Linked DNA regions of Mus musculus: regions 2 and 3 are each linked to region 1. A link is a loop called in an ENCODE intact Hi-C map of the cell type or tissue named here. Cell type or tissue: left cerebral cortex. All regions are shown on one strand. Links, peaks and the distances in the headings refer to the core of each region. The heading gives the core; the rest is flanking DNA.

Region 1 (10,367 bases), core at 1,377-9,376:
TTCTCTATTCCCTGCCTTGTCTCTATTTCTATCAGAAGACCCAAAACTTGCCTGTGTAACTTCCTCCTCCAGACAGGAAGCTAGGATGCCTACCTGCTTTATATTCATGGCTCTTGGATTGTGGTACTGTGCATGTATGTTAAGATAAAATTTTTTATAATAATAATAGACAACTAAATAGTATCCACACTGTGACCCATCAGTCTAAAATTTAAGCAAGATAGGACAAATAAAAAATTTATGAAATCTCCATTTGTGCCAGGCAGTGGTGGCTCACGCCTTAAATCCCAGCACTTGGGAGGCAGAGACAGGTGTATTTCTGGGTTGAAGGCCAGCCTGGTCTACAGAGTGAGTTTCAGGACAGCTAGGGCTACACAGAGAAACCCTGTCTTGGAAAAAAAAAAAAAAAAAGAAATCTCGAAATCTCCATTTGTAACACAAGGGAAATAAAACACAGAGAAGTTTTTTTTTTTTTTAAATTTAATTTACTCAGTTAGTTAGCTATTAATAATTATTTACTTTTTTCAATTTTTTTATTAGATATTTTCTTCATTACATTTCAAATGCTATCCCGAAAGTCCACTGTACCTTCCCTCCGCCCTGCTCCCCTACCCACCCACTCCCACTTCTTGGCCCTTCGTTCCCCTGTACTGGGACATATAAAGTTTGCAAGACCAAGGGGCCTCTCTTCCCAGTGATGGCCGACTAGGCCATCTTCTGCTACATATGCAGCTAGAGACACGGACTCTGGGAGTACTGGTTAGTTCATATTGTTGTTTTACCTATCGAGTTGCAGACCCCTTCAGCTCCTTGGGTACTTTCTCTAGCTCCTCCACCGGGGACCCTGTGTTCCATCCAATAGATGACTGTGAGCATCCACTTCTGTATTTGCCAGGCACTGGCATAGCCTCACATGAGACAACTATAACAGGGTCCTGTTAGCAAAATCTTGCTGGCATGTGCAATAGTGTCTGCGTTTGGTGGCTGATTATGGGACGGATTCCCCGCCCCCCCCCCCCCCTGTGGGGTAGTCTCTGGATGGTCTATCCTTTTGTCTTAGCTCCAAATTGTCTCTGTAACTCCTTCCATGGGTATTTTGTTCCCTATTCTAAGAAGGGGCGAAGTATCCACATGTTGGTCTTCCTTCTTCTTGATTTTTGTGTGTTTTGCAAATTGTATCTTGAGTATTCTAAGTTTCTGGGTAATATCCAGTTATCAGTGAGTCAGTTAATATGCACTCACTGATAAGAAGAGAAGATTTTGATGCTCCATATGAAGGTGATGATATCTGAAATTGTATTAAGACCTAGAATGCAAAGAAATAATTTAGATGATGAGCCTGACATCAGGTGATTGAAAACTAAGCTTTCCAACATTCTTTTTCAGTTTCTCATCTCAAGTCAGCTAGGTGAACTAGTCACTCTATCTTTGTCTTCCAGACAAGCTATTCTCTCTTTCTTTTAACTCTGGTATACCACAGCATGTAACCTAAAACTTGTAAGCATCCTAGGCTATTTATTACACGGAAACACAAGTATGGTAGAGGAGTAAGTTTGCTCCTTTGTAAGACCCTTTAGCATAAATCTTTAATTCCACAGTTGCAACTAGAAAGTAAGGTAGGTGACAGGCTTTAGCTTCAGTGAGCATGCTGTAGCTATCTTATGTATTTGAAACTGGGGAGACAGAATGCTAATCAAGGTATGAGATGCACAGTGCCTTCTGTTCCTCCACCAGTCTATATGAAGCTAATTTTATTCATGTTCAAGGTCGAATTCATCTACAAGAGGATAACTTCTTTATGGGATTAGTAATAGACTCATTGAACATAGGTAGAACTTTTAATATAGGATCTGAGTCTCAGTTTCTTTGTAGTAGCCACTTACATACCTCCCAAAAAACAAATAACCACTGGCATATGAGAAAAAAAAAAAACCAAAGTTTAGATATGCTGGTTCCATACTCAGATAAAATTTATACTTTATACCAGTATAATCTTTGAAATTATCTATATAATCCATATTCTTAGACATGAGTGATAAACAATATAAACTACTAATACACATATTGGCTTGAATAGTCTTCTCCATTTATTTCATTTTTGATGTCATGTATAAATTTTAACTTTTAACACTTGATTTTCTAGTAAATTCAAGTCTCTGGATTTGCAGCTATATTCACTGATTGTTATAGTAACTCAAGAGACAGGAAGTGCCTAGAGCCTGTATGGGCTGAGAATGGGTCTGAGTTGAAAAGTTATGTGTAGGTGGGATGCAAAAGGCCCTACACTCTCCAGTGAGTCCCAGTGCATGAGGTCAACACTACCTTCCAGGACATAGGATCCCTTGGGCTGTGACCTGTGCCAACCCATCCGTTTGTTTTTACATTCCCTCTTTTCTTGCCAGGCTTCCTGAAAGCTCATGTCCTGGGATCTCTTGCTCAGTAGCCTTTGCTCCTGCTGCTGCTCTTGCCTCCCTCTTTCTATGTCTTCCCCATTCTTGCCTTGTGAATTTCTGCTCACTCCTTGAGCTTCTCTCACTCTGTCACTTTCTGAGAAGTTATTCATGACCCTTATGTCTAAATTCAGATATGAAAATCAGAATATACATAAACTTTGCTGTTTTGTTTAGAGCTTTCCATTCTTTTCTCTCAGCTCCTGTGCAGTTTAAATGATCTATCCATGCATTTATTTCATTAGCCTCTCTCTTCAGTTAGATCTTACATTCCATGTGGATAAGGGTCACACCATACCTGGTGTCTGTCTCATTCCTAGTTTGTAGCACATTGTTTGCTACTAAATAACCTGTTCAGCAACATGCTTAAGTGATACACTTAGGAAAATATTGCCATTTCTTTCTAAGATGGTCTTAAAGTAGATCTGACCTGATTTTAGGGGCTGCTTTACTCTCTGCCATATTTTCAAACACTTTTAAAGGTTTCGGGGACCTTAAGGTGTTTCTTCATAAGTTATCTTGAAATCCAACAGCCATGGTGAGTGTTTGAATCTTAGTCACACAAATAGATCATCTACCCCCAGAAAGAATCAGTGGTACTCCAAGAACCTTTCTTGTTCAGATGGAATGGGTCAGAGTTGTATAGGTGGTAAGCCTGGATCTTTGACATGTTGAAATTGGGCCTAGAACTGGGGAGGCTTTCCAGAACAGAGGACTGAGCCTACTAATTTACCTGTGGAAGCTACAGCGTAGGTAGAGGAGGCTGCAAAGAGGGAAGAAAGTGAAAGTCCCAGGAAATGGATTAAATGGAAAAGGGTTTGAGAGGGGTCCAAGAAGTAGGCTGTCCACTTTCTTCATCTAACAGAACATTGGACAAGTAATGGAATAGGACAGAGTAGTGAGTGGGGCATTAGGAAAACAGTTCCCCTCCTCTAATGCTGCTTCAGAAGTAATTACAAACAGAATGAATCTCAAGTGGAAAGACGGTGACAAATTCATAGACTGTGGAATTGTTGGCTTAGAAAAGCCATGGACCTCACTTGGGGATTGTGAAGGAAAGGAGGAAATGCTTTTATGATAGGTCCAGCCACAAAACATTTGTGAATGCTAGGTGTTGAAAAAGAATCTTACAGTTTTGTTGTATATTTTAAGAAGTTTTCTGATTTAAAGGCCTTTAGTAGACATTTGGCCACTTAGCAACTGTCACATGTGATTGCCGGTTCACCATGGAACCAGTATGGTTAACAATGTCCTTTTACCTCCTAGGAAAGTGCTTCTCAGCTTTTCTAATGCTGTGACCCTGTAATACAATTCTCATGTTGTGGTAACTAACTGTTCACTATAAAATGAATTCATTGCTATTTCATAACTATAATTTTGTTACTGTTTGACTCATTATGTATATCTGATATGCAGGATATGTGACCCCTGTGAAAGGATTATTTGATCCCCAAAGAGGTCATGACCCACAGGTTAATAATCATTGTCTTAGGGTTTCTAGAGTTTGGGATACTGCTGAGTCTTTGTAATATTAGTTCTCATTATCTCTCTCTCTCCTGTTTTCTTTTTTCACCCTCCTCCTCCTCTTGTTCTTCTTTTTCCTCTTTCTCCTCATTCGCCTCTTCAGTTTTGTATGGCTGGCATTTTACTCAGGTTTGCTCACTGTAGTCAGCTGGTCAGATTCTGACTAGAAACCTGGCACTAGTGTTTTCAGTAATACTTTTTTTAAAAAAAAATGTGTATGTTGGAGTGATTAGGTGGGTAGGTGTGTTGGCAGTGGTGTTTTGAGACAGTGCCTCACTGTGTAGCTTAGTTTTGTTTTGTTTTGTTTTGTTTTGTTTTTTCTCAAGTTTGCGATCCTTGTGCCTCGGCTTCCTGAGTACTAGGGTTGCAAGTGTGTACTACCACGCCTGGCTGTGGGAATGTGCTGGTGCTGCTTTTTTTTTTTTTTTAATGTCACTTTCAAATTACGTTATTGTTTTCCTTTTGACCCTTTTTAGTAGTTTTAAAAGTAGACTATGTGCTAGAAAGTGTAACTGATCCCAAGCCCTGGGATATTTGCTGCAGGCTTTTAGAGAAAAAGTGGTATGTTCTTAAACAGATCTTTATGTTGTAAGTTATCCAAGAAATGAAGCCCATGACAATGAGCTTTAGAATAGCTTCAGTACTTAGGGCTTCTCTTTGAAATAGTGACCTAAGCTGCTGACTCCTGAGAATACATGATGATGAGTGAAAGATTTGATTGAAAGCTGCCTTGTGTGAGTTGACATTGTAAGGGAAAAGGACTTACAAACATTATGGGTCACAGAAAAAAATCTAGAAAATGTTCTAGAAAAGCCTTTGCTGGTCGCAAGCAGCCACAGGTAATTGCTAGTTTGTGTGTGTTGAAACTAAAGTAAATTAAACATATATATGAGGTTGAATTATTTTCTTATATTTTGCTAGCCTTTTGAAGAGATTAAAAAAGTGTAAAATATTGAATGCTAGATTTTAGGAAACCTCTTACATAGTTTTCTTATTTTGCTAGTGTTTCATATCACCTGCCTTCTGTCTCAGTAACAGAATGCCATCAGTGTGTTCTGACTGTAAGTTTCCTCAGTCCTAACTCCTCCTCCTGTCCTCCTTTCATTATAAGATTGGAGAAATATTAGTTGTGAAATAGAGATGGCTGTGCAGTGGAACCCTGTTTAATCATTCCTAAATAATACTCTTTCCAAAGCAGGTCTAATATTTACACTTTGATTCCTGTTTTCTGCTTGCAGTGTTTGTTGATGGTATCTTTCTAACATTCCCTGGCACTGGATAAATAAAGACTGCTATTTCCTTTTCAACATTTTCAGCTATTATCCTCATGTAAGAGCTAATAAGTGGAGGTTAGGTGAATACTAAACCATGATCCTGTCTATCAGAATAAGCTAGGAGCCTTGATTAACATGCCTTGTTAACTGATAGGTTCAGTTCCATACTGGTAGTGCTAGAATAATTTGTATAAACCAAGCAGTACAGATTCCTTATTTTAGCACTAAGACTTACAAAGGCTTCTTTTAGCAGCCTTTAATTTTGTACTTATGTATGTGACATAGCCTGTGGCTGTGATAGCTACTGTGAATCTGCAGTTGTTTGGGGATGAAAGGAGGAGGCAGCTGGAAACTCGGTAGCTACATCTAGCTGTCTACCTAGAGAAGGCCTTGATTTCAAGTTTATCCAAACAAGCTCGACTAATCCCAACTATCTAGGGGGATCCACTGTCAAAACAAGCAGCGTGGCCCTGAGGCAAACACAGCCATACAGAAATGAAGGCTGGGGCTTCCAATACTCTGATGACTGCATACTGGAGGCTTTTTTCCCCCCTGAAAGAGGGTAAGAGAGGTAGAATTTGCATAATGCCTTTTCATTGGAAACTTTTGGAAAGCTGACAGACCCCCAGCTTATAGATCTGTAGCCACAATACAGAGTCTATAGGAGAATCCTTGAATGACCTAACCATATTGAAAGGAAATATAAAAGCGTCCAAGTATAGCCAAGTGAGAGAGGAAAAGAGGCCGATGCATTGTCTAACATCTGCTGCACTTCTCGTTAGTTTTGTTCTTTGCTATTCTATGTGGACTTTGGAGAAGCCTAAGACAGCCTAACATGAATCCTATAATCTTCCTTCTGAATATTTATGTAGCGTGCCAGCTTCTAAGCTGTCCTTTGCGTTTTTCTACTTCCCCCTCATTTTCATGCTCTCAAATGAGGCCAACATTTCAAAAGCTAAATAAATGTTTGTGAATGTTTATAAAAGATTTGCATAAATTTGTCCTTGTCTGACAAAGATCACTTTTTTCTTATGCCAGTTCTGAAAAAAAAAAAAATTTTTTTTTAAAGGTTTTGGTGCTTGTCTTGACAACAAAGTCCCACATCCCAGAACAATGATTGCTGATTAAGTGGGTATGCAATTGTGGCTGAATAGGCTTTCAAGATACTGGGTTAAAAGACCCATCATCTGAAGGCTGAATTATAGAATTTAGAAAATGTTATCAGAGGTACACATTTAAATAGATTTTTATGGTACCATATCATTAGATAAGACAAAGAGTTCTTATGAGTTAAAAGAAAAGTATAACCGCCTATGGTTTAAGAAATTGTCCTGTATAAATTTTAATAATTAGAATGTTTCATTAACTTGGAATATCACCTCTCTTATGTTTGAACATGTTTAAAAATAATCTTTAGACCTTGAAGCATTTTTTTTTTTGGAGGCTGTAAATCTCCCAGCGGTATATGTGAATATGGGTACTGGGGTGGTGATCAGAGGGAGTTTAGTAGGCAGTCTTTTATGACATCTGAATGTTCAATCATACCTTGAGAAAATACAAACTCTATGAAATATGTGTCAGCGTTTAATTATAGGACATCCACACACACAGCACCCAGACACTTGTGCCACCAGTGTGTTTTCTGAACTCATTTATCTTTTAAAATTAGAATAGGTTTTGAGGGGTGGCAGGGGAAGTTGTGGGGAGAGGCGCTAATTTAGTTCCAAGGTATTGGAAGATTGGCAGCAGAGAGAGGTAACAGGCAGCTCTGTTCATCTCTTGGTTGTATTGGTGTAGAGGTTTAAGTTGTCATTAAGGCACAAACTAGAGCCACTTCTCTGACACAGTTTTTATCACATCTGCTAGGCTTGTGTCCCAAGAGGAGACGTGGGGAGCAGTGAATTCAGCATGGGCCCATTATCGACTGCTTTTTCGTGTGTTGTAAAAGGAGTGAGACCTCAGGGAGGCTTGGAGCCTCCTCCCGTGTAATGTCCAAGTCAGATTTGAAGGACTGGTGGCAGGAAAGCTTTGGCCTTGGGGTGTGAATTCTAAGAAATAGAGGCACAATTAAGTTTAAAAAATTCAAGGACTTTGAGCTTGATAATGAAAGATTTTTTTTTCTAGACTAATGTGAGCAGAAAAGATGCCCATCTGTGCACATTTTTGTGTGCATTTAAAATATTTAAAAGCTGACAGCTTTTAATATGCTTACAAAATAGTATTTTATCAGTGCTCTTTTTCCTTCATTTCTCTCTCTCTCTCTCTCTCTCTCTCTCTCTCTCTCTCTCTCTCTCTCTCTCTCTCTCTCTCTCTCTCTCTTTCTCTCTCTCTCTCTTTCTTCCTTTCTCTAAATAGTATTTTCCTGAGGGCAAATAACTTCTTGGGGGAAATTGTGTTTGTAGTTTTACTGCATCTACCCTGTTGCTTTGGTATTTGCTGACTTGAGACCTTTTCCCTTTCCTTTTAGAATTGTTGGTAACACACTTGCTCAGATAACAGGAATATAAATGATTAAGGAAACGATCAAGCTAAAACAGTTTAGAAGGGTAAAGTGAAGTCTATTTCTGTACCACTGATGTCACAAAATGTGAATTGTATGAAATGGTAACCAAATCATTTGTTTACTTTGGAACTGTTTGACACCAGCCCTAAAAATTGTATTGGCATTTGGCACAGGCCTCTCTGGTTTTTAACTCTTTGCTGTGGAGTTTAAAGTTGGTTAGATAAACTTTTGAAATCGAGGATGCTCTTTAACACTGTGACCACAGAATAACTGTCTGCAGGGGTTAGTTGGATGAAAGGAAAGATGTTAAACTAAATTTGTTTTTTTAAAAAACATGGATTTTTTTTTTTTACTTTGAACTTGAGGTCATACACTATTGTGCAAACGTGGATCTTTAAAAGTCTTTGATAGTGTATGTAAAAAGTTAACATATGTTTAGAATATTAGGAAGGTCATTCTCTGGTAGAGTACTCACTTGAAATGCCAAGGCTATGGGCTTGGTCCCAGCATGAATTTAAAAAAAAGATTATATGAAAGAAATTGCATGATACACTTATAGGTTATGATGAATTTACTTGATTCTAATGTTATCTTTACATTACCACATTGATTCTAATGTTAGGTATAATTCAAAATTACATGTATTGCTAAAAACTAAAATTTATAAAAAGTAAGCTGGGAGTAAATATTGAATATTCCTAAAAGAGAACATTAGCACAGCGCATTTGAGCAGTGTTGCTAAAAACTGACCTGGCTTTCATGTTCATGTTGAAAGACCATTCTGTGAAACCCCTTATTCAAAGCCTCTTTTTCTCACTGGGAGATGAAAAATAAGAGATTTTAACCATGGTATGGATCTTGAATTTAATTTGATGCTTCTATTGAAAAATAAAATTTTATTTACTGATTTTACAGTTAGGAAACTTGTGATTAACATCCTTGAACTTTATGCTAATTAAGCTTCCAGGAGCCTCTGCTTTACTGTTCTTAATCATAAACACTAAAAACCTTTGTTAGCTTTTCCTTGGAGTCCCTGGCCTTAGCTTGAAATGGCCTAAAGTACAAATCCTGTTAGCTTTTTGTATGTTTGGATCATGTGTGCTCTGTAACTTTCAGCTTGGGTTTTTCCCGTGCCGTCAGTGATGCTGCTCTTGCTTGGAGGAGTGGGAAGGTCGGCTTTTCCTCACGCGTCTAAAAACCAATCTGAACACAGTATGCTAGGAATTTGAGCTTCTCTTTTCCTCATGTACCTATGATTTTGAAATTAACAAACAAATTAAATATAAAGCTGAGGAAATGTTCTCCCACTGGCTGCCTTCCTTTTTATCCTCTCTCCCCCAAGGTAAATGGTCAGCTGCTCTGTAAGCTTTTAGGATGCCCTGAAAGGCTAATTGTAGTTTTATATATTTTAAAATACATTTATTTATTCACAATACTTCTTAGATGTTTTCTTGCACATCTTTCCCCCTCCCTTCTTTTAATTATGGGGGCTATGCCTCATTTCAGTGTACTTTACTGACAGACACTGTAAGGTCAGCTGGCACATTTGTCCTTCAGAGGGTAGTTACTTGTGGGGTATGTATGTCTGTGTCTGACTGCTGTTTTCATCTGCGAAATAGAAGTTATTTTTGTTTATAGGTTTCATTGAAGATGAAAACAAAGTATTTGGCTTAGGAAAGGATGTCTGTTACAGGATTACCCATATCCCTTCAAAGCCTACATTTAGAGAGACACGGTGAAACTTCATGATTAACAGTCTCAGATAAATTCATTGAGTTTGGTCTTCAAAGCTTTACTCCCACATAGGACTCTATAATAGATATTATAAATATAAAACTTTACTTAGTTCTTCAGAGAATGTCTCAGTGTTGGAACATACCCCTCTTTCTCTACAGTGAGGAAAATTCTCTTGATGGGCTTTCTGACCTAAGGTGAGATTTTCCATTAGGTAAGATGAACCCAGAGTGGACCAAGATTAGCCCTGAGTTCATTTCTGATTTCCGTTGCCTTGGCTGTGTTGACTTGGTCTCCTGGTGGACAGAGCTTTGTGGAGGTTGCTTTCCTGCTCCCATACAGCTGGCTGCTTAATATATGCATAACTGAAAGGGTTGTGTGACTGCTCCCCTCCCCGCTCCTGCTTCTTCTCACATGAAAACTCATATATTTCTTTAGAAAGAAAAGCATTTTGAAAATTGCCTATTTCATAAATTGTCTGGTGACACAAAGAGGTTGACTGCTATTTTCTTGTCTCATTTATTTTGAAAACTTTGCTACCAAACTCACCTTAATCAATGAGCTCAGTGTTGTCTCCAATAAGTTATGTGTTGGATCTATTGATTGGGAGGGATTTTAGAAAACCCATCTGGGGTTTATAATGTCAGCAGTGTTTTGATTATGAAAAGAGTTGGAACCTGGGGACATGGAACCAGGTGGCGAATGTCCTAAAGCCAGTGGTGACACGGTGTACTGGTTCCCTCCTGGGATCTAGTTCATGCCCTGCACTTTAGCTGTGGTGACTAGCTACTATAGATTCTTATTTATTTATTTATTTATTTATTTATTTATTTATTTATTTATGCTCATTAAAATGTTAAAAATCAAACTGTATATTAAAAA
Region 2 (10,367 bases), core at 1,522-9,521, 200 kb before region 1:
ATTTTCCCACCAGTCTTTCTTTATTCAAAGGCATCTCCACTATCCTTCTCAGAATGCAAGACACCCTAAACTCCATTTTGAACACAAGTTTCTCTAATAAATCTTTTATGAGCTTCACATACACCAGCATTAATAGATTGAGGTGCCCAGCTATGGCTCACTAGCCTGAAGGTGGGTTTGGTAACTACTTCCATAGAAGAGAAAGAGGTTTTGCCTCAAGATTCTGGATTTTTTAAAAAATTTCTCCCAGGATCCCCTACCAAAGGCCAAAAGACTGCACCCACTTACAGACCCTACTGCTAGTTATAAATCATCCCACACCTAGCACATCCATTCAAACCCATCCTTTCTGTCATCCTAACCAAGGGACACTGCTTTGTGCTCTCCAGCCTTGATATGATTTTACCATCACAGATCATACCAGGCTTCAACTCAAATTACACCTTCCTCGGGAGTCCAGAAGCTTCCTCTCTTTAGTGTAGGTTCAGGTACATTTCCAACCTTCCAACAGGAATAGTGAGTTTGGGAGAGAAATAGTCATCATGACCATCATCTCATCCAGGGCTCTTAGCAAAAGACCTGTAAGTATCCCCAGTCCAACTTTTCCCTGGGTCTGATTGGCAAATCTTTATTGCTATCCAGGGAAGTTGCCATTGTCTCTTTAGGTGAGAAATGAGTCATTTCCCACAGATGCTTCAGCTAAAGCCCAGCCTCTAGGCACCCCCTCCCCCAACATTTTTTTTAATTCTTCCATTAATTAAAACAACTAATGTCCCATTGATTATCTTTGCATGAATGGAAATCATTAGAGCCCTTGCAGGTATATGGGAAATTCTGTTTGCTTAAGTATTCACACTTTGATTTCCTATAGACTCATTTTTTCTCAAGCATAAAGAGATTCAAACAAAACAAAACAAAAACAAATCTCTGACACTTTGCAATGAAATATGAAAACTAGTCTTCAATGAGCTTGTGGGGATCTCTGGCAGGAAGAGGTATTCAGATGGCCCCGTACTATCACTGACGTTGACCCTCCAATAAAGGGGTCCTAGACAGTTAAGGCAGACATTGGTAGGTTGGCAGACTCAGGTTTTTAATTTGTGCTTGTTTGGAGTCATACAAGCTCTTCCAAATTGACTTTCAAACAACTGTATCAGCCCTCAAAAGTGAATAAGAAAAAAAAAAGGAAGAGGAGGAGGAAGAGAGGAAGAGGAGGAAGGGGAGGAGGAGGAAGGGGAGGAGGAGGAGGAGGAGGGGAGGGGGTGGGGTAAAGGCACTGGACAATTGGATCTGTTTGAAACTTCCCAATCAGTTGACCAGTTCAGCTTGCATCCATTTCTGTGGGCAGCCATAATTAGAGCGATCTATTTTGCATTTACTTCTCTGTGCAAGCACTACATTACCCACTCTTCCCTTGCTTATTAAACAGTGCCACCTGCACCAGACTCAACAAAGATCTTCCATCAGTCAGGCCCAGCTAAGGTCCCAGACCATATATTACCATTAACTGAAGCTTGGCTGAATAGTTGATGACAAGTAAAAGCAGTTTCTGGGACCTGTTTTTGAACAACCTTTTCAGCAAAAAATTATGAATTCCTCAAATTGTCATCTTTTATAAACCCATTTTATTTTCTCTATATAGTAACTTAAACAGCAATTAGCAAGTTGTTTAATTAATGTACTATCCCCTGCATGTCACCAAGGTGCCTCCAGCACACTTGTTCATAGGTACTAGCCAATGCGGTCAATATTTTGTCACTCAAAGCCTCTGAAGCTGACCACCTTGATAGCTCTAATGGTATAAAAAGGATCTGAAGAGCCCAATACAAGGCTAAGAAGCAAAGGGCAGTTTTTAGGAAACTAGCCAGGGAGAGTCTGAGTCTAGACAGAGGGACAGGCAGAAGAAAGTGAGGCAGGAACAGAGAGGGGAGAGGCAGAAAATGAATCTACATAGACATCAGTGGCTTAAGAAAGGCACAGGAAGTTTCCAGCAAACATGGGACCATTTCTGACATTCAGCTATGTTCTAACAAACTCGGCTTTCCAAAGCTGATGATTTACACATCTTTAAGAGCCTCAAACCTCACTGTGGCTTGTTCTTTTAAAAGCTTCCTGCTTTGTTCCAAATACTGCTTATCGTTGGCATTGTCAACAGCTCTGCATCTGGGAGAGATTAATTAAGTGATAGGTCAGACACAATAAGGTGAAAGGGCATGTCCACCCAATCAGAGCAGATTCATCCATTTCAGGATGGATCTACTTTTTTTCTTTTGAGAGAGAGAGGGGGGGGGGCAATTTTGGTTCCATCTCAAGGGAGGATTTGTCAATAGGGATGTCTGAGCTCCTCTGGTGAGGTGCACATAGCTGAAAAGAATGTTTTGCAAATAGAAAAATATCTAAAACTCTACATTCTGTCTTTTTAAGGTATTGAAATAAATCTCAACTATCAATTCTGTCTGTATGCTTAAGTTTCACAATCTGCGTGAGAGGTGATTTTCCTGAATATGAGTCTCTTACAAAATAGCTAATTGGATGGTTATGAATAAGATTGCTATTAACAATAAAAATTTAAAAGTTCACTTTCACTTCCTTCCCCCCCCACCCCAGTGTCTGATGAAATGCAACTCCTTCATTTCAAGTTCACCTTTTAATTTCTAGAAGGAAAAATGAGAAAAGACATAGGAAAAGGAGCCAGAGAGATGGGGATGAAAGAAGGAAAAGGGAGGGGGTGTTTCTAGGTATCATGGACTAAATTTTCCAGACCAATTAGAGATTATCTTTAAACCTCTATCTTCCACCCCCTCCACACCTTCTAAATAGATCTTTAGATTAATGAGAAATTAGTTAATTGGGGGAAAGCCATGTGGCCAGTTAGCTTGGTTCCTAAGCAGAATGGGTGGAGGACTTTAGATCCTACCCCAAGAAATGGTTCCCTCTGCATCTCTTCAGTTGTGAATCAGCGTGGGTCAAAACTGGTTGCAAAATTGTGGTGTGTGTGTATGTGTGTGTGTGTGTGTGTGTGTGTGTGTGTGTGTGTGTGTGACAGATGAATGGCCATGCAGACAGATGTAAACTCTGAGCCTGTGAACAAGGCTGGGTCAAGTAAAGTGGTTGCTCTGGGAAGACTACAGATAAGATATTTGGAATATTTTTACATCGTTTTTTGAACATGTCTGCAATAAAATTCTCATTTTCTAAGGTCTTTCTTTCTTTCTTTTCAGATGGGTGTTAAACAGTGGTAGGGATGTTTTCAGTTGACCAGCCATTCATTTCTCTTTGCCAAAGAAACCAAATGCTAGTATCTTAGTTATCCAATTCTTTAAATCATCTGGGATCTATCTTTATTTCTAAAACTGAGCAGAAATACTTAACAGCCTGATCAATAACCATTGACCGTCAGCACACCTCGCCACCCTAACATGCACAGCTTGATCATGTATATTTGATCATTGAAAAATTCAAAGCATCTATTGCAGTATATCAAGCTTCCCATAAAATAGTCTGCCTGTGGTCTTAAAAAGAATGTGAGTTGTTCTCTCTCCTGCATTCATCTATCCATTCATTTACACACACACACACACACACACACACACACAGAGAGAGAGAGAGAGAGAGAGAGAGAGAGAGAGAGAGAGAGGAGGGAGAGGGAGAAAGAAACACACACACACACACACACACACACACACACACACACACACACACACACCTCCTTCCTGGAGAATTAATGCTCATATATTTGATGAAGAACAAGGTAATTGACTGCGAGACTGTACATCTGGGCAGCACTTCATATCCATTGCAATAATAAAATACTTTTTTCACATTTTAGCAGAAGAAAGGCTTACTTCTGCCCACAGATTCAGAGGACCCCAGAGTCTCTGTCTGCAAAGCCTTCTTGTTATAAATCCTGCCTTCCTCTTAAGTGATGGCACACACAATTGCACCAAGGGGCACTAAGTTTACTGTGCAAAAGCATTGCCAAAAAAAAAAAAAAATGCTGGTTTCTTCTCAAAGCTTTAGTATTAGTATGTGGTAGTATGAAATATATACATCTGGGTTCCTCAATACCCAATCTGCTTGGCAGCAAACTGGGGCAAGGGTCCAAGGACTTGTCCTGTAAAGGGTCACAGGTACAAAGTGCATTTTAGAATCCCAAGGGCTGGTTTCCTGAGCATGTACCACTATGATATAGGTTACCCCAAAAGGAACCAGTTATATAGAATTTTCTCATATCCAGGGCTCAAAGAACTGATTCTAAGTTTCTCCATAAGGGAACCTACAGACCCATTCAAATAACTCTAGAGATCTGATCCAAAAAATACATCTGGTAAACCTACTCCAAGTTCCCAGCACAAGTCCTTAGAACCTTAACCCCAGAGACCACCCCTACCCCCAGCTAGGAAAAAAAAATTACCTGCAGAACCTCCCATCTCCGGAGTCCCCTGTCCTGTATTGCACACTGTGCCCAGCACAAATTATTCGGGGGCCCTTCCTTCTAAAAGCAGCAGCATCTGGGCCAAGGCTCCCTCCTTTAAAGGAGGAGGACTTCATATGATAATACGTGTAATATGATATGGAATGACAGAATGCATGACAGTTGCCCATAATACAGAGAAGTCAGTCAAAGGACAGAGGGGACATTTGGATAATTACCATCCATTGGCTAGTCAATCACTCGAACAGAGAGAAACTGCACAAAACCCACAATGGAGTTGGGAAACAAAAGAGACCCGAGCCAGACTCAGGATTAACCGGTCTAAAGCGATCTAAATGCTTTTGTGTCTGAAGAACTGAGGCTCCCGGGTTGCTCCCCCCTCATCCCAGGGAACTAATTGCGGGGATCAGAGTTAAGGCTTTCTCCCTCCTTTCCTATTTCTCTTTGTAGACTGCTCACCACGCAGTGAAAAACAAATGATTTCTCTCTGTGTGTTCATTAAAGTACTTTAAAGTTAAGGAGGTGCAGGAGGAAAGCGAGATGTGACCCCCTGTTCAGAGGCTGAGAGTCTTCTACCATGGAAGATGCTAAAATAGTCTCCCTTAGCCTTAATTCTTTGTTCGAGGGTAAGGTCTTTCCTTCTTGCCCCTTGGAAACAAATACTCATGCACCTGACTGGGACTGGGCAGCTGTCTTCGCTCTGGCAGAGATGGACTTGTGGTACCCAGCTTTGAGTGAGAAGTATCTCTGCGTTGCCTCCACACCAGTAAAAACACCAGGTCTCCTGTCCTGAGTTAAAGAACTGCACATAATTAAGTGGGGGAAAGGGACAACAGAAAAGCTCCTTCAATGGGAGGGTGCTACTGGACTTCGATGGTTGTAAATTGTGGGTAGAGAGAAAATCTTTGTAAATTGAGGAGTGAGAAAGAGGGAACAACCTCTTCTAAATTGAAAGAGAAAATAGGCTTGTTTGGGAAGACGAATAGAAACCTATTTCTTGTTCAGGAAAAGGGGATGAAATGGGATGATTCCTCTAAAGAGACATCAGGAAATGATGTTTAGAGACTGAAAGAGGATAGTGAGAGAGAATTCCTTAAAAGAAATGGATACTAGAACTCCGTATCCAAAAGCCAGACTCTCCTCGCCCAGGACTGGAAGACTGGTAACTATTACCCAGTTCCTTCTAGGGTCTCAATCCACAATTCATCTCATATCCCTGACCGGCCCTTGCAAGTTCCAGGCTGGGTGGCAGCCGCAGCTTCAGTGACGACCTGCGGGTGCCCGCGGTGGCCCAGCCCCGTGCCCTACGCGCAGCCCTCCCAGTCCCGGCGCCTCTTACCTTCGTGAGCCCTCGGCAGCGGGTGTGGCCGGCTCTGCGGGCGGCCCCGGGCCAGGGCCAGGGCGCAGGGGGCAGCGGTGCGGGACTGGGGGGCAGCAGCAGGGTGAACGCTGGAGGGGCTGGCACGGTGCCCTGAGGAGGGGACGGGGCGGATGGCAGCCCTGGGGCCTGGCGATGCCCGCAGGGGGCCGGGGAGGGGCGCCGGGGCGCGGGTCGGGGGACCAGGGGCTCCCTCCTGGGGCCAGTAGGGCGCTCCAGCCTGAGGGGCCGGCCCGGGAGTCCGGGCCGCTCAGGGATCGGAGTGGCTGCTGGCTCGCCTGAGCTGACAAATCAATCAGGGTCCGTGGAGTCCCGGGAGTTGCCACCCTGACTGCGGCACGCGGTCCCCGTGAGCCCCGAGCTGCCAGCTGACGGTCGCCTCCAGTGGGCTAGGGCCGGCCGCGGTCATTAGGCTGCGGGCGCGGGCGGGGGCGGCCGGGCTGGCGGGAGCGCCGGGAGGAGGCGACCGCGCCGCAGCGTCCTGGCCTGGGCGCCCCGCCCGCCGCCGTCCCGCGCCCGCTGGGCTCCTCGCTGCCACCCACCCCCGCCCCCGCTCCCGCCCCGTCACTGGCTTCGCCCGCTCCGCTCCCCGTTTGGCTCGGCCCGCCCCCCTCCGTCTCCCTCCATCCCCGGTGTCTGTCGATCTTCTTGTCTGCTGTCCTCCCCGGATCCCTCCCTGCGTCTCCAGCTCTTCCTTGCTGCGCCTCTCTTTCCCAAGGTGGGGCTGCCTCTCTTACCCCTCGCTCCTCGCTCATTCTCACCATTTTCTCCCTCCCTCTCATTTCTACGCCCCCCCCCCCCCGCCCCGTCGGTCCCCTGCCACTCACTACCCCTTTTTCCCTCTGCTCAGAAAGATTGGTTGTTCTTTCCTATTCCTGTTTGAAGCAGAGGTCCCCAGAATTCAACTCAAGTCGTTTCCCTGCCCTGGGACTTCGGACAAGTCACACACCCCCTACCCCGTTGCAGTTTCATTATCTTTAATACAGGCTAATAAATAAGGAAGGTTGTGAAGCAGGGTATGGAAGCAGGATGTGCCAGTGGCTCTGGATCCCCTTCTGAACCTCACACATTTGCAAATGCAGCAGCCACAGTGGCAGCTGCTTGGCGACCAAGGCACCCTGAGACCAATTTAGCAGGGAGTGTCAAGGGTGATTTCTTCTGGGGTCTCCAAAGCCTCTCCTGAATCGTGACTGTGGTTTCTTAATGCCTACTCCAGATTTTGGTTGGGCACAGTCCAGAGCTGGGTCTGATATCCCAGGTGGTCACCTGCTGGATTTTCCTTACTAGGCCCCATGATTGGCTTTTAAGCACCAAGAGGTGTTTCCTAGACTGAGTCTTCAGAGTCAAACAGTAGTGAGTTCAAGATCACTTACTTGGGCAGGAAACACCACTCCAAGCTTGCTTCTTGGGTCTAGGAAATAGAAACAATTGCCAGTTTTCCTTTCAGAGTTGTGAGTTAGATTATTCGTGGTTTGTCTAAAGTGTCAGTCCATGGAGGTTTCCACTCTGCCCTAGCTTTTATTCAGGTTCTTTGGGAGAGACGGCAATTCACAAGCAGGGATGGTTTCTGCTTTATGCCCTGGCTTCTAGTTGGGGAGGCAGGCTGACATGCAGGGATACTGCATATCATGATAGCAGATGAGTGTGGTGAGATCAAGTATTCTGGGAAAGTGGTTTGGAAGTGGGATGGGATCAGGAAGGACTTTCTCAAGGTGTGATCATAAAAGCAGAGACCTGAGGGGGTAGAGTAGAATGTAGTCAACTAGAAGGGGTTACTAAAGGAATGGGGGAAAGCTGTGGAATGCGCAGAGACAGAATCGCCAAGGCCAGAATGCCCCCAGCGAGACTGGGGTGTGTGGGAGGAGAATGGGGCTGAAGAAGTGATCCAGGCTGAGGGGGCAGGCCCAATGCATCTGTAGAACTCTGGACCTCAGTGGTGGGAACTACTCATATTAATCTACCAGTTCAGTCACGGTTTCATGTTTCTGTACTGGAAGAAGCCAGGTCTAGGCAAAGACATACTTTTGCCTTTAGTCTTTCTAGTTCTCCACCGGCCTATCTCAAACACTCTCTATCTCAAGGTGCCACCACTTTCTCTACCCAAGTGACCATCCTAAGAGTACATATTCAGGGTTAGTTCTCTGTGTCATCAAGTCAGGCACATAGGAGCTGTACCAATGGCCAGGGATCCTCTGCTGTGTGCCAGGCTATGCATTGGCCATTGTTCCTGCACTCACAAAAACAATTATAGACACTTTGGAACACAGGACATCTATGAGGAAGTCTCATAGAGTGCTTGAGACTGGAAGTTATCTGAGGGTAAGCCTGTCTTGAGAATTGGTTTACTTACCAGAGAGTAGCACACACCCAGTGCAAGGCAGACACTCAGTAACACCTACTGGGAGGATGGAAACAAAATAAAGCTTCCTTCCATTCAGAGCGTTGAGAGAAGAAAGCAGAACTCAAATGAGCCCCGGAGCAGGAGACCTGTGGAGAAGCAAGCAGCAGGCAGAAAGGTCTATAGAGTTCTGGAGCTCTTCTGTGCCAGGTAAGTAGGTGTCAGGCACTTTCCTGCAGTAACCTGCCGGTCTTCAAGTCGTCCCTGCCTCTTGGGCACGGTTACCATCCCTTTTCTGATAAACGGCTAGGGTCCAGAAAGGTGAACCCCCCTGGCCCAGAGTCACACGGCCTGTTCTAGGGTTTGAACTCGGGCCTGCTGGTTCTTTTTCCGCTAAAAGGAAGAAGCAAAGAAAGAGAAGGCAGAGCGAAGAAGGAGACAGCTGAGAACAAAAGAAGGGCGGTGGTAAAGGAGTTAGCTCCTTTAGCAAGTAATTTTTCAACTTAAAAACAATTCCCATTTCCCAGCCCTGCGGAGGCAGGCACGGCGGATCTGAGGCAAGGCCGGCCCTCTGACTCGCAGGAGCCTGCCGAGGGGCCCGCGAGCTGCTTCAAAGCCGGCCTCTCCGGCACAGGCGCTTTTAAACTTCACACGGGGAAACTTTCCAGGGCTGACTTTCTGCACTTTGTTTCCAAATCAAGAGATGGGGAAGTCCCTCTCAGCCCAGCGGGGAGGAGAGCTCACTTGCCCTGGGGTCTGGGCTTTGGAGGGACTCCCCAGGCTGGGTGACCTGGCCCTCCCCGTACACACAGATGGGGGCGGGGACCTGTCCCCTGCTTATAGTGGTCTCCAGAAGGGAATCAGGATGTGGACTGCCCTTGGTTTCTTAGTGGGTGATAGGGCCTCTTTTCCCCCGCCCCACATCTGCTTCTTCCTAGTTTCCCCTAGAAACAAAGTGGGACCTTCTTAGGAGGATCATAATATTCTGCGTGTTTTTTTTTCTCAGCAGCAGCTTCAAAACCGGGATCAGTCTGTCATCTTCTGATCCTCATGTCCAGAGGCAGCAAGGGTCTTTCTAACCCTCAGCTTCTTCTGATTTTTGGAATCCAGATTTGGTTTTTGGATGTTCATCAAGAGGCTGGCTCCGTGAATTTTAATTAAGCTGTCTCCCCCCCCCCATTTATTACTAATACACTCCTCTTAACTATGATTTATTTGTTAAACAAAGCACCATAAGCCGTCACTTATTCATCTTAATTTCAACAAAATTAAAGTAGTCGCTGTTAGATTGCACCTAATTGCACTTGCAATGAAAAGAACGGAGATGTTAATCAAAATAAATTGAAGATAAACAATAAAATCATTACATCTTGCGACGGTAAGTGTAACTAATCAGTTTTGACTCGAAGCGACTGAACAGGAATAATGAATGTGCCACCGAAGGCTGGTTCATTAAGAGAAGCCACAGAGACCTGGTCCTTGGGGCAACAGACAGACACCCTGCCAATGTGGCCCTAAGGGTTCTTGCCCCCTGGTTGGGCAAAGGGGCTCTAAGGAGCAATGGGAGCTAGTGGGTAGCTCTCAGGAGGGATGTCATGGGTAGAAGGGCTCAGAAGCTGCCCTGCCACAGAAGGATTCTCTCATTCTGTTAAGGCAGCAAGAAATCCCGTGCTCATTCCTGGACATGCCAGGTAACCATGAAAAGAGCAAGTTGAGTTGAGAGACAGACAGACAACAGCTCTGCCAAGGACACAGAGAAAGACACACCCCAGGGGATGTAGTAGAGAAGAAGGACAGGCAGATGGAGTCTAGGAGAAAGAAAGAAATGGAAATAGAAAGGACCATGAGAAGAAAGAGAAACTGAGGCATCCCCTGTACTCCCTGGGAGTGAGGGGAGGAAAGAAGCAGGTGGCTCTGCACAAATGGAGGCAAATGGAGACAGAGCTCAGGAAGTCTCAAAATCCCAGAGTCCTCAGGAGTCCAGGCAGGCACCTGACTTCTGGGGATGAGACCACAGAGGGATGCTAAGGATCCCTAAGTGAAGAGACAGGAGCATATACCTCACAGAGGCCCTATACTGGGGCCTTTCCTCAAGGCATGTGGATATGACAGCAGAACCAGAGAGAGGCCAGCTTGCATTGAAAACCCCCTATGTTGCCTTGACCACACCCTTTTTTCAGTCCCCAGAAGTTGAAAAGTGGAAAACTCTAAAGATG
Region 3 (10,367 bases), core at 840-8,839, 210 kb before region 1:
TAACATTTATATGCTGCTTAGGATACTTTTAAAATTTTGCCCAAAATTCAGAATTAAGTGGCTATCCCGACACCACTACTTAGAAAGCCCTCTCTGGGGACCCCCCCTTACCCTTACCCAAAAGCCACTGCCTCAATGGTTCCTACTTCAAAACCTGAGCTGTAAATCAGGAACGACCTTATATCAGTTTGTATCCACGTGTACCAAAGCATCCAGATACCCCATCCAGAACATTCAGCGTGAAGAATTTAAAGGGGGATCAGACTACCACTCCTGAGAGCCAGCAGCACTAAACAGCACAGGGAATGGACCCTCCTCTTTCTCCCAGCCCCCAGTTCTGCCGGGTTGGGGCAGGCCTCCCCCAGGGGGAATCTCTGGGCTCATCCCTCTGCCCAGCCCCCACCTGGGCCTCACTGCTGTTAATGAGCTCCGTGGGGACCCTGGCGCCCTGTAGGCCCAAGGGAGGTGCCCTGAGAGCGGCCTACTATGGGGGAAGGTGGTACCGAGGAGGAGTGGGGGTGGGAGAGACGACAGAGGTAGAAAGCTAGAGAACTGGCAACCAGGAGAACGGGAAAGCGGGGTGGGGGCAGTGGGGGGGGGAAAGGGAGCTGAATGGAGAGTATGGAGAGTCTCGGAAATAAAGGGGATGTGTGGTGGGGAGTCCTCGTGACAGAACTAATCCTGGGCTCAAGGAGACAAGGACCCTATGGAGAAGACTTTTCCAAACGTCTACTGGCTAGGAAGTCGAGCCAGGAGGAAAGAGCTTGGGAGCCCTAGGTGACCCGGCCGAGGCCCCGCCGGGCGGGCGTGAAGGCCGGGGTTGCAGCTGGAGCTGGACCTGGAGGAGCCAGGATGGTGGAGGAGGCGCCGATACCCAGACCCCCCTCACTCGCGCCCCTAAAGCCCGGGGCCGTGTGGGGATTCCCCAAGATCAGTTCTGGGGAGGAGCGAGGGGGCTGAGAGAAGTGGGGAGGACCAGGGCTTTCTCCCCCCCCTTTTCCTCTCAATTAGGCCGATTCAATGGAGCTAAAGAGCTCGTAAAATCATGAATAATTTACTCGTGATCTGTTATTAACCCATCGGGTTTCGAGCTCTTGTCGCTGGGACTGAACCTGTAATCAAATCTGACTTCGCCTCATTTTACTAAAGACGAGACTGTAGGTTCAATTGTCTAAATAATGGATTGGAATCAAATCAGTAATTACGCAGCCAGGCACACACACACACACACACACACACACACACACACACACACACACACACACACAAAGCTGGGGCTCAGGGAGGCCGAGCCGGCCAGCCGATCTCCTCAAGACTCCCGCGGCTGTGGCGCGCAAATAGCTCCGCAAAGTGCATGTCCGGGGCCCCTCGCGGGCTCCGACCACCGATCATGAGCCCCAAGCTGACCTGCAGCCCCGCTCGGGTTTCGGGGAGATTTGCATCCTGCCTCTGGAGCGAGGTCAGCGCGCCAAGACCAGAGGGTCCGTGGGAGGCGGGCGGCCACAGCTCTCGCCCCGGAAGAACTTTACGACCCTAAGACCTGAGGCCTGGGTCACTCTTCCAGAAGCCCCGGGCCCAGGGACACCCACACCCACACACCCGCTACTCCCCTTCCTACCAAGCGTCCAGATCTACCTCCCTCGATAGGACAGCCCTCCCCCTCCCCCGCGCCCCCAGCCGATTTGCAAAGTGTCCGTGTGTCTGGCCCCTGGGTACAGGGCGCTTACACACGCAAACTGGTGTCCTCGCAATCCGAAGCCTTCTTCCACGAGCACGCACACAGAGCCCACAGCCTCACGCTCAACTCTCTGGGTCCCATGTTCCAACCCCAGATATCCCAAGGCCCACAGTGCAGCCATTTCTCTCCTGCGGGCGCTGGGAGGTGAAGGAGGAGGCGGAAAGAAAGATCTAGGGAAGTCTGGCTACGCCGGGCAAACAACTTAGTCCCGGGAGCCCCGAAAAACTGAGCCGCACAGCTACTGCCTGTGGGCCCGAGCGCCGTTCCTCCCAGGACTGAGTCCAGGCGGGATAAGGCCGAGACCCACACACGCAATTGGAGCAGACAAACCGAGAAACACAGAGGCGGAAAGAACAGAACAGAAAAGACTGGAATGAGTGTGGGGCCCAAAGAGAAAAATGAGGTAGCAGAGGGGCCTCTCCGGAACTCAGCTACCAGCCACATCTTCCCGCTGCCTCCTGGGAAGGACAAGACTGATCAACAAAAAGCAAAAATAAATCCCGAAACCTCTCACCCTCTTTTTGCTCAGTCACAAACCGGGTGCCAACCTGGTGCGTCCAAGAAAACTCCCTACACACCAGATACCCGGGAGCAGACCCCACCTCACCTCTTTCTTAAGGAAGCTGACCCAGCTGATAAATAAGAGGCCACTTGGTTTGGGGAGAAATGGGCCTGGACCGAATCTACTGTATTTTAAGGCTAGTGGGTGAGCTCTAAGGAACGTTATCTTTAGTAGTACTTTTGCCAAATTTTAAATCGCTGAACCAACCACCACTTTATCACTTATCCAACCGGGGGTTGCATTTTTCCCTTCCCTAGTAGGTCCCAGGACCCTCTATCCCGAAATTTCGTTGGACCGAAAAAGGACCTCCTCTACTAGCCCACATTTCCCTTCGCATGCAGTTCAGACTATTTAAAATCCTAAAGAACCTAATTTCTGCTTTGACCCATAGCCGATCTACAACCTTGGTTTGTTTTGGTTTTCCAACCCCCCCCCCCCCATCTTGTGATTTACCCTAGGGGGAAAAGGAGAAGAAAAAAAAATTGAGCATCGGATTTGTTGTTACAAACTTAAGAGAGGAAACGACTACAAATAAACTAAACTAAACTAAAAAGCCAGGCGAGTCCTAAACCTTTCCTGGCCCTGCAGACTTCGGGCAGATGTTGCTGGGCCTCAGAACCTTCGCAACTGTTCAGAGCCAGGATGGTGTGGGAGTCCGCTGGAAAGCCCCCCGGACGACAAAGAAATGCGAATTGAGCCCCTCACAGCCTACTGTGAGGACCCTCCAGCTCCAGTGTCTTTGGTAGAGCTGCTTGCTAGGAGGGGAAGGGAAATCCCCGAGACCTGGAGGTGCCGGGTGCCTGAAGATCCGGCTGGACAGAAGGACCCATAGCCCTTGCTAGTAACAGATCCAAGCCTGTGGCCCTGGGGACATTCCATATAACCGGGCTGCAAGCCAAACCCAATGGTGCTCTCGGCCACTGCCAACCTTTTCTCTTGGGACCCTCGCTGCCTAGAGCTGTTGGTCTCCCCACCCTCGGCCACTCCGAGCCTGTTTGGTGTCGGCACCGCCTTTCTCCCCCGCACAACCCCCTCCCCCCCGCACTTTCTGCACAGCAAAGCCGGTGAGGCAAACCAAAGGCAACTCCAAAATACAATTTCTCAGCGACAAGGTCCTGCACCTGGATCACCAATGAACTAATGCATTCTCTCCTAATGCTTGCTTCAACCGAAGGAGCACGGACTGGAAGCCAGAGTGCTAAAGCCCTTTCTATCAGAACACTGGTGCGTAGGTACCCACTGTACAACAAGCACACTGAAATCTTTCCCGCGACACCGCCAAGGCTTCAGACGGTCTTGCACTCACCGGCGTTGTAAGCTGCCAGATCTGCCCCGGGTCCTGGACTCTTGCGCTTTCTCGGCCTCCCCTTTTGCACAGTGCCCACGCCGTTGTAGTAGGGAAGACCCAGCGGATTAGCCCCGGCTGAGCCCAATCCTGCACTCTTAGCTGCTGCGGCTGCGGCTGCCGCCGCTGCCACGTCGGCATGGTTAAAGTGTGCTGGGTATTCGCCCTGCAGCAGAGCCTCGAAGTGCAAGCGGCAATAGACCAGGCTGTCCTTCATGCCGAAATGGTCGCCGGTCGTCAGCATCTTGTTACACGTTGTGCATGTGAAGCAGTTGAGGTGATAAACCAAGTCCCGAGCGCGCATCACCATCTCTGAGGCCGAGATGCCCAGGTGGCAGCGGGCGCAGCGCTGCACAGAGAACCGCCTGTGGGGACCATGGAGGGAGGGGCTGTGGGGACAAATGGTTGGGTATCCCCCCCATATCCCTATACCCCTCCTCCAGGTGCTGTTGCTGTCACTGGGGAGTGGGGTGGGGTCCCCTCCTCAAGACAGACAGCCTGGACTCCAGTTAGAGGGTTAGTGAGGAGGGAACTAGATTTTAACCCAGGCCTGGCCCTGCCTGAAATAGTTTTCCTTAGCCATCTTCACACCCACAGGAAAGTCTACTTTATTCAGGATCTGAGCAAGTCTTAAGAAAGACTTTACTTAGAATGGGGAGCAACTCCCTCACTTACCCCTTCCTCAACCTTTGCCCCTTCCCTCTAGACCAGCACCTGGGAATTCTACACACCGCTGTAATTTGGAAGAAACAGAGATGGGAAAAGAGAGAAATAGAGATAGAGACACACAGAGAGAATCTATAAATAGACCCTAACTCTAAGGCTGGGGAAGAGAAAGACGACCGTGGCCCTTACTTTTTAACCCTGGCCACCTTTTACTATAGGCCTCACCCCCAACCCCAAAGACCCCAAGCTGCTGAACTATTCTAGCTCCCCCTCCAATGTGCTCTCACGTCAGCCAGGCTGCCAGAGTTTGGGGTGTCTTATTTCTGTCTCCTCTGGTTGAGTCAAGAAACTTCAAAAGGGAAAGTAGCATGAAGACCCCACCCACCCAGGCTGACTTTTTAAGCACCCTAAACTCAGAAAGGAGGGTAACATTGGTTTTTCTGTTCCTACACTTCATGATTCTTTCCAAGGGTGCCCCGAATTGCTAATTTAGAAAGTTGTCACCAAATTTTGGTGGGTGCTGGCTTGGAGAAGAAGGGTCTTGGGTGGGGCAACCTGGACTGGGAGTGAAAGCCAAGGAGGTGGAAGGTGTGGGTCCCTGAAGGCCAATGGGCAGGGTCTGGGTAGGATCTACCTGTAGTAGTCTTCTTTGCAGTAGATGCTGCCATCCTTGCTGAAGCAGGTGAGTTCCGACTCCAGGTTGAGCTTGCATTCACAGCACTTGAGGCAGCGCATGTGCCATTGCTTGTCTACTGCCAGCAGGTAGTAGCGGTCAGAGATCTTGCCCCCACAGCCAGCACACAACGCTGCCCGGTCACTGCTGATGGACGGCATGGTCTACAAAAGGAGAAAGACAGAACACTGCCATAAGGGACAGCCTACAGCTATGCTCCCACCAAGAAAACTCTCCCTGAGCTCCTTCCCTGGCCCTGGTTATATCTGAATCCGCCTAGAGGACGGTCTAACTGGGCAGCCCATTTTCTCCATCTACCAGGCCCAAGCTGCACAGCTCAGCTCCAGGCAACCACCGAGCCAAGCCGCTGCAGCAACACTTTACAGTTCTAAGTTGTTCTCAGGCCTTAGGTCTCCCTATTCCTGCCCTCGTGCCCTTGCCCCAGGATATCCTCACAGCGGTTAAGTATTGGGACAGAGGGGTCTCTTCCCCCAAGCTCTCCAAGGGAATTCCTCAAAGTGTTTATTAAAGGTGCTGGGCCTCAGAAAAGAACCAAGACAGTAAAGTAAGGTGAGTATTAAAAGTCTTCCTCCACCGGTACTCCTCTTCAGAGGCAGCAGGGTTCCTGGCCCCAAGCCTCAGTAGCCTCTTGATCCTTAGACCAAAGGTTCAGCCCAGGGCAAGTCCAGCAACTTCTGGTTCCCGCTTGGGTCTTGCGAGTAGGTTAAGTGGGATACAGGGCGACCTTCCAGGAGGGTGCAAGGCAGGCCCATGTGAAATTTTTTTCCTAATAAAACTGAGCAGCGGAGGTTTATCCGGAAAGAAAGGCTTAGGGGAAACCCGGAGGTCACGGAGCTGTGGCTCTAGAAGGGAGAAACTCGGGCCAGGCTTCCCACCTCCTCGGTCTCTAAAGGTCACTGCAGCCGCTGCTTAGGCAGCGTCTGCTAGTCTGGCCCCGGGGGAGGCTATTTGGGGCCGGGACAGCAGAGCCAGGTACAGAGAACCTAATGGAGTCTCCTTCCGCAGAAGCCAGGCCGGTGACTGAACTCCGAACCATTGCCTGGCCAAATCTAGCCAGTTAGGAACACGGGTCACGATCAACGGAAAGTGCTGGCCCAGATGTCGCAGGGCCCTGAAACTGAGCTAAGGAGAGAATCCCAGACTGCCAGAAGACTGAAAGCGATTCAAACCAGCTAGGGCTTCCACCGGTTCTCCCTTTTCCCGAGGCGTCGGCGCCAGCACCAGGAGCAAAGTAGTGGAGAGTCAGGTCTGTGGACCGGAGCGCCTCCGGGAGCGGAGAGAAGAGAGTGGCCTCCACTTCCACTCCCCTTCCACTTCTAGAACAACGTTCTCCTCCACCCTCGCAGTCCAGATCTGGGTTTCAACCTTGACTCCCTCCTCCTCTCTAGCAGCTGAGTTTCCCCTGAGTCTGGTGCCCCGGGCCTTGCACCCTGTCCGAGGATTCCCCAGCCTTGGTCCCGTGCGTCTCGGAGGACTCTACCTAAAGTTCGGGGAACAGAGGCGCTGGCTGGCCCCGCCAGGTCCCAGCTCTCAGCCCCAACTCCACAGCCGCGCGCCTACCGTCTCCGTGTCGCCGCGGTCGATGGCGGAGCTGATGGCCGGAGCCTCGCTCTTGGCCCTGCGGTCCATCTCGTCGATGACCCCGTGCACCTCGGGGCCCGACAGACTGTGGAACAGCATCGCGGCGGGACCGGGGATGCGGCTGCCCCGAGGAAGGGCTTGCCCCCCGCCTCAGCTGCCTGGCGCTCCCGGCGTTAACCGGCCCAGTGCATCGCCACCGCGGCCCCGGCCCCGCCCGAGCTCGGCTGCGCCCCCAGGCTGGGCTCCGGGCCGCGGGCGCCTGCGGGCCAGGACGCCTCCCGCCGAGGCGTGGGGGCAGCTACATCGCGGGGCGCCTGGACGGCGGCGCCGAAGCCAGGGTCACAAGGGCAGGGGGTGAGGTGGGGGCGGGAGACCAGGGCAGAGGTCGGCGCCCGCTGTGGGCGCTTTCACGCCGCAGGCATCGCTAGCTGGGTTCTGGCGCCCAGGGCGCAAATCAGGGGCGCAAACTCTGCCCCAGGCGGCGGTGGCTGCAGTCGGGGTTCACCCAGGAACAGCTAGGTGCCCGCGGCGGCCCAGATGCCTGCACGTCTCTTCCCCCCGGGGTGTGTTCCCAACCAAAGGCGAACTGGAGTAGGGGGTCTCCGCGAAGCCTGCGAGCTGAGCCGAGCCACTGGGAGAATTGAAGAGGAGGAGGAGGAAGAGGAGGAGGAGGCGGCGGCGGAGGAGGTGGAGGAGGAGGAAAAAGGAGGAGGAGCAGAGTGGGAGGAGGAGCCGACGGCCGCGGGCCCAGCCGCGCGCAACGCTACCCAAGCGCGCGCCGAGCTCAGCCTCGGCTCTGCAGTCCGCGCCAGCGCAAGCCTCCGCGCCTTTTCTACAGCCGCGCCTGACATCACGTCCTGCCGCCGTGCCATTGGCCGCCCGCCGCCCCAGGCCTTGGCAGCGCGTGCTCCGGGAAGGCGGGAGACCCAAAGGGAGGGGAAAGGCTAGAGGAGGAGAGGAGCGGAGAGAGGAGGTGGTGGGAGCTGGTGGGCGAGGCTGGAGGAGGAGGCGCAAGGGAGGGAGAAGGGAGAGCGCGGGGTTTGGAGTTTTCTAGGCTGCGAACAGTTTCCTGTGTTTCTTCAGGAAGAAAAATTAAACCTTTCCTGGAGTCTCTGTCCTAAAAAAGCGCTGCCAAAGGATGCTTGAGGAAGTCTCCATTCTCCCCCTTGGCCTCTGGAACCTGGGGTTGAGGAGGGGCAGAGAAGACAGACCAGGAGTACTGTTTCAAGAGCCTTCGGCTGCTTCCCGCCCATCTGGGCTTCGGTCTGGGGCGCTACTCTCTGCGCTGCGTTTAGCAGCGCAGCCCTCCCGGGGACCAGGCGCAAGTGCCACCAGAGCAATGACTCCCAAGGGTAGCGGGCCGGCCAGCATATCCTCTCTTCAAGTGAGCTAGGGACTATACTGCCAGGCGTGTAGCTCCTGGATTTCTCCAAAGCTCTGCAGTCTGGAGGCATGTCTTTAGGAACTCAGAAAAAGAAACAAGGAGTCCATAGCTCTCTCCCATGTACGTGCAGTGTGATCCGGAGACAGTGACTCAACCTCCTTTACAATGTTTGACTTTCTCAAAGGGAAACAAGAAGGCCCCCTCCTTTTAGGTGTTTGGGTGTGATGAAAGAAATGAGTGGAAAATATATAGAGCATAGTAGGCACTCAGCGAATTTCTTAATCGCTCCCTCTTTTTCTTTTCCTATTTGGATCTTCTCACTCCGGGATATACTTGGCAGTTCTTAAAGACCAGAGGCCTATTCTCTTCCTTCCTATGGGGTACTCCATCCCACTAGCTCTCCCACTCTGGACCCACCCTGCCACCTGGTTGCACAAGAACTAACAATAACATGGCCTGCCCAGCAAATCCCAACTGCCAGCCCTGAGTCTCGTGGCTGAACCCGGGGCAATGGCTAGGTGTCTGGTGGAACAGGAAGGGATTCGGGAAGAAGAAAAAAAGAAAAGAAAATGTGATTTGGGGTGAAAAAGAAAAAGGGCAAGACAGTTACTGAAACTCCTTTCTAGGTCCGTTTTACAAGTTGCTTTCTTTCCATGTGATAGTGGGGAGAAATGAAGTCTGAAATGTCTGCTTGCCTGGCACAATTAAAGGGAAGCCAGGACCTCTGTAGTTTATCTCACAGGACACACAGTTGAGGCAGCATGAAGTCATACTTTTTACATAGTGTACATAACTTTTGCTCACAAGTAGGTGTTGCACTGGTGTTGCCTAAGCTCGTGCCCATGTGTGAAAATGTTCATGCTCGTCTCTTTTTGGCAAAAATACAGCCAGCACGAATTTTATCTTTGTTAATAACCAGCACAACAGTACAGGAGGTATACAGGTGGGCATCATACGGAGGAGGCATCTGAACATCCAGGACTAACACTTGTGTGCTAAGGCGAGCCTACTTGATCTTCTGTGAGCTCCTATCAGGTGTATTTGCAAAAACTCTTTAAGTTATGCATGTGTATGTACACACTGCATGTGTAAAGATGCTCTAACTTTAGGGAGAGACCATCAATCTAAAGACAGGCATGTGCATGTGCAACCACACAGACAGTCCTTCAGTGCCCACATAGACGCTGGCCCACGATCAACTCTAGGAATATATTAGCACGTTATACTGGGGTATCTGGGACAGTTTTGTGGGGTTTTTTCTTTTCTCAAAGAAAGTAGGAAATGAAAATTGAATCTGGGAGTCACCAGTGTTGGTCTGGAGGTTGTTCAAGGGGCAGGAAACTTTGTAGGAAGCCTGGGGTGATGTCCTTGGTGCTGGCTGGACTCAAGGGGCTGCCTTCAGAGCTGGGGAGGGGATACTTGGTGATTCTTGTTAAAAGCTGCCCAGAGGGTAGGGAATTATACCCATAAAGAGATGTACACCACTCGGTACCCACCTCTCTGACCGGCAGTCCCCACCCATCCTTGGCCTCAACTTTCCGGCTGTTGGGATCCCCATGGGGCACTTCTCTATTTATTCCTCGCATCTGGTTAGGACGCAATAGTGTCTATTGGAGGCTCAAGCTCATATCCCGCCGCGGGGAGGCATCTGGGCACCCCGGCCCAGGGTTCAGAGGCCGCTAAGTTTGTTAATCATTGGGAGACGTCGCTTTGCCCTGTCCTGGGAGACTAGGCAAGGCGAGGAACAGGCTGTAAACACAGATCCTGACACGTGAGTGACATTTACACAGTGCGAGGAAACGCAGCCTAGAGAAATGCAGGGGGGTGGGGTGGGGATGGGGTGAGGATCAGGCTAGGACAGGTAACTGAAACATTCACAAATGTCCTCGACCCTCTCCCCCTGTCAGGGGTAAAGCACCCTCAGTTCCGGGTACCCTGTGTTTTGTGGAAGGTGACAGGTGAACGGGATTCAGGTCTGGCCACTGCAGCCACTGCCTACCTCCCTACCATCTGCTTCCCCGCAGACTAGCAGACCCGCCGCATAATGAGGTAGCAGCCTCCAGCCGGCCACCGTGACTAACTCAGAACAAAAGCGCGCCTCCACGCCTTCTCCAACAAAAGGGCCACCAGCCCTGGCGCTCCCCGAAGGCTGCGGGGCTCCCGGCTGCCGGCTGCGGAGATGCCGCGCGCAAACTTCCCGGGGCTCCCGGGGCAGGCGGCGCCACCCGGCCGGGGCCGCGGAGGGAGGAAGCGCCCAGCCCAGGGAGAAAGTGAGGCCAGGCTGGAGGAGGGGAGAAGGGGGGAGGAGGGCGCCGGCCGCAGCGGAACCAGGGTGATTGATCTGCGCGCTGTTCCCGGCGCTCTGTCCCGTTATTAGAGCGGCCAAAGCAGGGCCAC

Evidence for each region. A loop is a pair of places that touch in the nucleus more often than their neighbours do. Peaks named below come from ENCODE experiments on the same cell type or tissue, not always from the same donor. Only the 100,000 strongest peaks of a DNase experiment are listed, where the experiment ranks them.
Region 2: a loop joins it to region 1, with 2.1 times the contacts of the local background. A loop is called at or near these places in 3 of 42 quality-filtered maps.
Region 3: a loop joins it to region 1, with 4 times the contacts of the local background. A loop is called at or near these places in 3 of 42 quality-filtered maps.

What each region holds. Positions count from the first base shown.
Region 1 is chr2:38,139,864-38,150,230 of GRCm38, reverse strand. The region is part of intron 3 of Dennd1a (DENN/MADD domain containing 1A); the gene reads left to right. Among named protein-coding and RNA genes, the nearest start is that of Dennd1a, 140 kb to the left of the region's middle. In left cerebral cortex, for the core only: no CTCF peak of the experiment used is centred there; DNase peaks (open chromatin) are centred at 5,658 and 6,042; H3K27ac peaks cover 855 bases.
Region 2 is chr2:38,335,213-38,345,579 of GRCm38, reverse strand. Gm46736 (a long non-coding RNA gene) reads left to right here and starts at 6,370. Exons shown (of 3, transcript XR_001783286.2): 1 at 6,370-6,531; 2 at 8,252-8,361; 3 at 9,161-10,309. It also overlaps a transcript of Lhx2 not described here. In left cerebral cortex, for the core only: no CTCF peak of the experiment used is centred there; DNase peaks (open chromatin) are centred at 5,241, 5,613, 6,205, 6,440 and 1 more place; H3K4me3 peaks cover 2,503 bases; H3K27ac peaks cover 1,170 bases.
Region 3 is chr2:38,348,092-38,358,458 of GRCm38, reverse strand. Lhx2 (LIM homeobox protein 2) reads right to left here and starts at 7,151. Exons shown (of 5, transcript NM_010710.4): 1 at 6,566-7,151; 2 at 4,946-5,148; 3 at 3,607-4,010. The coding sequence starts at 6,685. Gm27197 (a long non-coding RNA gene) reads left to right here and starts at 7,719. Exons shown (of 2, transcript XR_374289.3): 1 at 7,719-10,367. In left cerebral cortex, for the core only: no CTCF peak of the experiment used is centred there; DNase peaks (open chromatin) are centred at 6,254, 7,446, 7,953, 8,398 and 11 more places; H3K4me3 peaks cover 7,216 bases; H3K27ac peaks cover 6,314 bases.